2 separate regions of the Mus musculus genome follow, and region 1 is linked to region 2. A link is a loop called in an ENCODE intact Hi-C map of the cell type or tissue named here. Cell type or tissue: left cerebral cortex. All regions are shown on one strand.

Region 1 (2,500 bases), 86 kb after region 2:
AACTATTTCAGGAACAGAGGTAATTAACTAGAAATATGAAATTTGTGTGAAGGGTTTTTCAACCTTCAAAACTCGGAGTACTTATGAGTCTTATGTGGGCTGAACACTGATAGATAGCTTTAAACCAGATACCACTTTTTTGTTAATGCAAACAATAGCCGGTTTAACTATTATATTACAGATTTGCCAGAAAGAAAAGGTATTAAGAGAGTTTATTTCAAAGTAATTGGGGATTATTATCAATGCCTGCTTGAATTGCATTTCCTCTGGGTAGTTGTTTGGGTTTTAGTCTTATCTTACGCTTCTAACCAAAGCCCAGCTTTGAGTCAGGGTGCCTGAAGACTGTGAGCACCATTGCCTTAACAAGAATGTTTGCTAACAAAAGTGTTTGATGGGTTTCCATTCCAATCAGTCCTGTTGCTTTCCATTTATTGTTGGTCATTTCAGAACATTGTGAATATTATGCGAAGTTCTTGAACCATGAAATTGTATTGCTTTACTCGCTAAGTCTTCCAAGAGTATATGATACAGATGTATGGAGAGACTATATTGAGACATTGAAATATTTGGGATAAGGCGTCTTCCTTAGGATTAGAGGTAGTGGGGAGCTGTTCACAAATCCTTAAAGAGAGTCCCCCTATTTTAGGTGGCTCCAGAAGAATTTAAGACCAGCATTGGCCGTGTGAACTCATGCTTGAAAAAGGCTCTCCCTGTCAATGTGAAATGGCTGCTGTGTGGATGTCTCTGCTGCTGCTGTACCCTGGGGTGCAGCCTGTGGCCCGTGATTTGTCTCAACAAAAGAGTAAGTATAACCAGCCTATTATATGAAAATAAAAAGAGCTGACATTTATTAACACTTATTATGTGTTAGAACTGTTTCCATGATTTATTTAACTCTCAGAACACTGCTGTCTTTATTTTAATGCTAAAGAAATTATGGAAAGAGAAAGTCACTTGTTTAGCCTTTACCAATAGTTTATTACTTAATATGAGTTTACACCATTTTCAATAAATGCAATTTAATTTATATATTCAAATATATATGGATTACTTTTTTAAAAAAAGGAAAACCCAAAAGGATGACTTAAAATAATTCTGAGCTACAGCAGAAGCCAACCAGAAGGACCAGCAATCCTCAAAGGTGAAGAAAGCTCTTACCCTTGAACACGTCATAGTAACATTTCTTTCTAGTTGTGTCATGAATTTAGGACACTACCTCAATTTTGTCTACTTTAAAATTTCATTTTTATTTCAGGTCTGTTTTCTCCAGTTCGGGAGGACATCTTTGAAAAGTACGATTAACAGGCTGGGATCAGTGATAGAGTGATGTTCAGTTTCCAGTAATGAAAAAGAAATGTGATGAAAGGGGCTGGAGAGATGGGTAACAGCCCTCTCTGCACAAGCATGTGCGCTTAAATCCCAGCACTCATGTCACAAGCTAGGCCTGGGTGAAAACAGAAGGGTCACGAGGCTTGCTGGCCATCAGCAGGAGACTGACTGTAACGGGTTCTGGTGCCCTCTTCTGGCCCACAGGCATACATGCAGGTAGAACACTGTATACATAAGAAATACAATTTTTTAAAAGATTTATTTATTTATTATTATATCTAAGTACACTGTAGCTGTCTTCAGATGCACCAGAAAAGGACATCAGATCTCGTTACGGATGGTTGTGAGCCACCATGTGGTTGCTGGGATTTGAACTCAGGACCTTAAGAAGAGCAGTCGGTGCTCTTAACCACTGACCCATCTCTCCAGCCCAAGAAATACAATTTTTAAAAAGATTTACTATATCTAAGTACACTATAGCTGTCTTCAGACACTCCAGAAGAGGGAGTCAGATCTTGTTACAGATGGTTGTGAGCCACTATGTGCTTGCTAGGATTTGAACTCAGGGCCTTTGGAAGCTGAGCCATCTCTCCAGCCCCAGAAATAAATAAATTTTTAAGGAAAAAAATACCCTCACACTTCTACATACCTGGCCTGAGCTTATCTTAGACTCTAGCCCAGGAAGGCTTTGAGCTCATGGTTGTTTTTTGTTTGTTTGATTTTTGTTTTGTTTTTTGCTTCGGTCTCCTAAGCAACTGGGATTATAGGTGTGTGTTACCAGGTGCTGCTCCACTCTGACTTTTTGGAAGTAGACTACTGATTCCTTTAATAACCACCAGTAGCTCAGAGCTTTGCTTTAAATATAGTTTAATTTGCTTGTCAATACAAGCATAGTATTTTCAACTGGCTTTCTACAAGTGTTAAAAGAGATAACAACATCATTTTTTAATTGTATCTTTTAGAAGTTATAATCACTAACTTCCATGATGTTATTTTAAAACCTCAATGTGAATTACATGATTTGGATTTCCCATCCTGAGTGTAGCCAGTCTCAATCACTAAGAAACAAAGTTTTGGGTTTTAATGTTATCAAGGATATTTCTCCACGCCTTTAATCCCAGCACTCAGGAGGCAGAGGCAAGTGGATTTCTGAATTCGAGGCCACCCTGAT
Region 2 (2,500 bases):
GACCCTCAATGAGTTACTAGGCTGGATTTTTGAAGGACTTCCAGTTTTAAGAAAACTGATACTGATGAATTGCCAATTACCAACAATGGATCAGGACGTAGAAACAGTTTTCCTGTTATGAAACAATTTGCGATTTTTAAACTATCTTTTAATATACAAAGAAAACCTGTTTCTACTACAGATCAGTTGTTTTTAAGAAGGAGAATTTGTGCAAACATCAAGAAAAGCCACACAAGCTACAGCTGAAATTGTCAGCAGAGAACTCTCTTGAAAGTCCATTTACTCCACTGCCAAATCTTGGGGAGGGGTGGAGTTTGTTTGTTTTGGATTTACACAGAGATTGCTATCAAGCTTTTCCTGATCTTTAAACAATTCTGCTTAGAATCACTGTTATCTTTCTCCACACTGATAAGAATTGCCACACAGTTCTTTCAGTTCAGCGATTGCTCAGGGTCTCTGGCAAGTACTGAGGGAATGATACGGTCTCAAAGCCTCCTGGAGTCTTTTCACATAGCCATGGGACTATCCTGGTGTCTTTTAGGACCAAAAGACTCCCATCCAAATGCCTGTGCTTACAGACTTCATCTTGATTGCCCTTTAATCTCTCCGAGTTGTCTGCCCGCCAGCAAACAAAGACCCTGGAAATCTGCTCTGGCCCTCCTACAAAGACAAAGTAAACCAGTCTGGAATACTCCAGTTCCTGTCACCTTCCAGTTCAGTTCACTGCCCAATTCAACATGCAATTTTCCCACCACAAATAGAGCCCACTCTTTGAGGAATTCTATTGATTACAACTTCTAAGTGTATGTGACAGACCTCATCTGTTTCCAGCAACAAACCAAAGCTGGTGGTTTCCACAGTCCCTCTACAGAGGCTCAGTAATTTTGCAGGAGCATTTCAGTGCCAACATTCCCAAAGACAAAGGCCTCTCTCCTTCACTAAGGCATATTGCCTACAGACAGACTGTTAGAATAGCTGTAAACTCCCATTAAGAGAAAACTTACTCTGGTTGAAAGAATAGACTCTCTGGCCTGGGTAGAGACATAAAATCCCAGTTGTGCTAGGTAAATCACCCAGCTAAGGCCCATTCCTAGGAACTTGGACTTACCTTAAGGCATGCTAAAGAAATAGGCTAAAGAATTTTTTTCGTTAATGAACTACTGTATTTCTCTTTCCCAGAATTCCCAGCTCCTTCCCTCAGAGCAACCCCTATGGGCCACCATGACGTTCCACTGAGTCTGGCGACCTTCAGATATACAACTTCTGCTTTTTCTTTCTTTCCTGTCTCCTTCAGATGCTGGCCAGATCCTCAGTACTTTTTTTTTCTGACGTTTTGGGCCTCCTCGCTCTTTCTCTAAAGCTCCTCTCCTCAACGTGTGTCTGACTAAGCTCCATAACAACCTCAATCACGTGGCTTTTCCCTTCTCTCCTGCCTTCTCCTCTGGGCAGCTGCTACCGGTTACGGCTTGCCTGACATGGATTTTTTTTTAACTCCAATAAAACTGTCCTCGAGCTTCCATTTGAGTCCATCTTAAATGCTTTTGTTAAGGAAACTAAGAACCCCAAGAGAGGGCCCCATTTTCCTCCAAATCATCTGCCTGTATTTTCTGCAAGTCTCTAAAATCAAAAACGGAGGTTCCCATAACAAAGCACAGCCTTCCTGAGTAATTAATGCAGATGAAACCAACTGCAATTCTTTCCATGAATTCATGAAGTACTGTAGACTTGCCAGCTGAAATAACTCTAAGAATTCCCCCACCATCATTCACTGTCATGTTGTCAAGGTTTCGTGACAGGAGACCCTCAAGGTGCTGGGCTCTCACAGAGGATTGTGCCTTTTAAGCTTCTAGAAAGAGGAAGTGCAAGCCAGGGCATTCCACAGCTGGCACCTGTAGGCCACAGCTTGGTAGACTAAAGCAAACAAGGATGAGAGCCTCCGAGACTGATAATAAGATTGGAGTGGAGAACTTCACACTGACAATCGCAGAAAGCCACAAGGAAGCGTCTTCGGAAAGACAGAACGCCTCATTTTCCTGACGCAAAATTAGGTTGTTGATGGTGACTAATCTGCAGGAGCATAGCGGGTACTTCACAGACACCAGCCCCTATTGAGAATTTCGCAAGCAGATGTGGACCTCAAATGTTTCAGCCAAATGCTTCTTGCCACATTTCAAAGTACACTGTTGTTAGAAGGGGGACAACACTCCAGCTACAATCGTACATCATTGTTGCTAGATTTTCAGTGAGAACGCGACATTGGTTGATCTGCAGGGCTGGACCTGAGGTACTGTTTGAAGGCTGAGAGCACTGCAACATTACAGCTTGGCTGCAGCACTCAGTGGCGCTCCGCATTGGTTGCCCTGACAACCTCACCTCGACGCCCATGGGGGGTGGGGGACGGGGGGTGGGGGTGGCGCTCAGCAGACCTAAAGCGCTGCCACTGCGTGTCACAAGGCACGGAGGCCAGAAAGCTAGCTAGTATTGACACGTGGTCTTTCAA

Evidence for each region. Hi-C counts contacts between places; a loop is a spot of excess contacts. Peaks named below come from ENCODE experiments on the same cell type or tissue, not always from the same donor. Only the 100,000 strongest peaks of a DNase experiment are listed, where the experiment ranks them.
Region 1: it touches region 2 in a loop (3-fold over the local background); 19 of 42 quality-filtered maps call a loop at or near these places.

What each region holds. Positions count from the first base shown.
Region 1 is chrX:103,372,953-103,375,452 of GRCm38, forward strand. It overlaps Chic1 (cysteine-rich hydrophobic domain 1), which reads left to right. Exons shown (of 6, transcript NM_009767.2): 3 at 647-802. Among named protein-coding and RNA genes, the nearest start is that of Chic1, 18 kb to the left of the region's middle. In left cerebral cortex, a CTCF peak has its summit at 1,529 (motif pointing left); a DNase peak (open chromatin) is centred at 1,441.
Region 2 is chrX:103,286,765-103,289,264 of GRCm38, forward strand. It overlaps the pseudogene Gm19200. Among named protein-coding and RNA genes, the nearest start is that of 4930519F16Rik, 31 kb to the left of the region's middle. In left cerebral cortex, no CTCF peak of the experiment used is centred here; DNase peaks (open chromatin) are centred at 1,405, 2,072 and 2,280.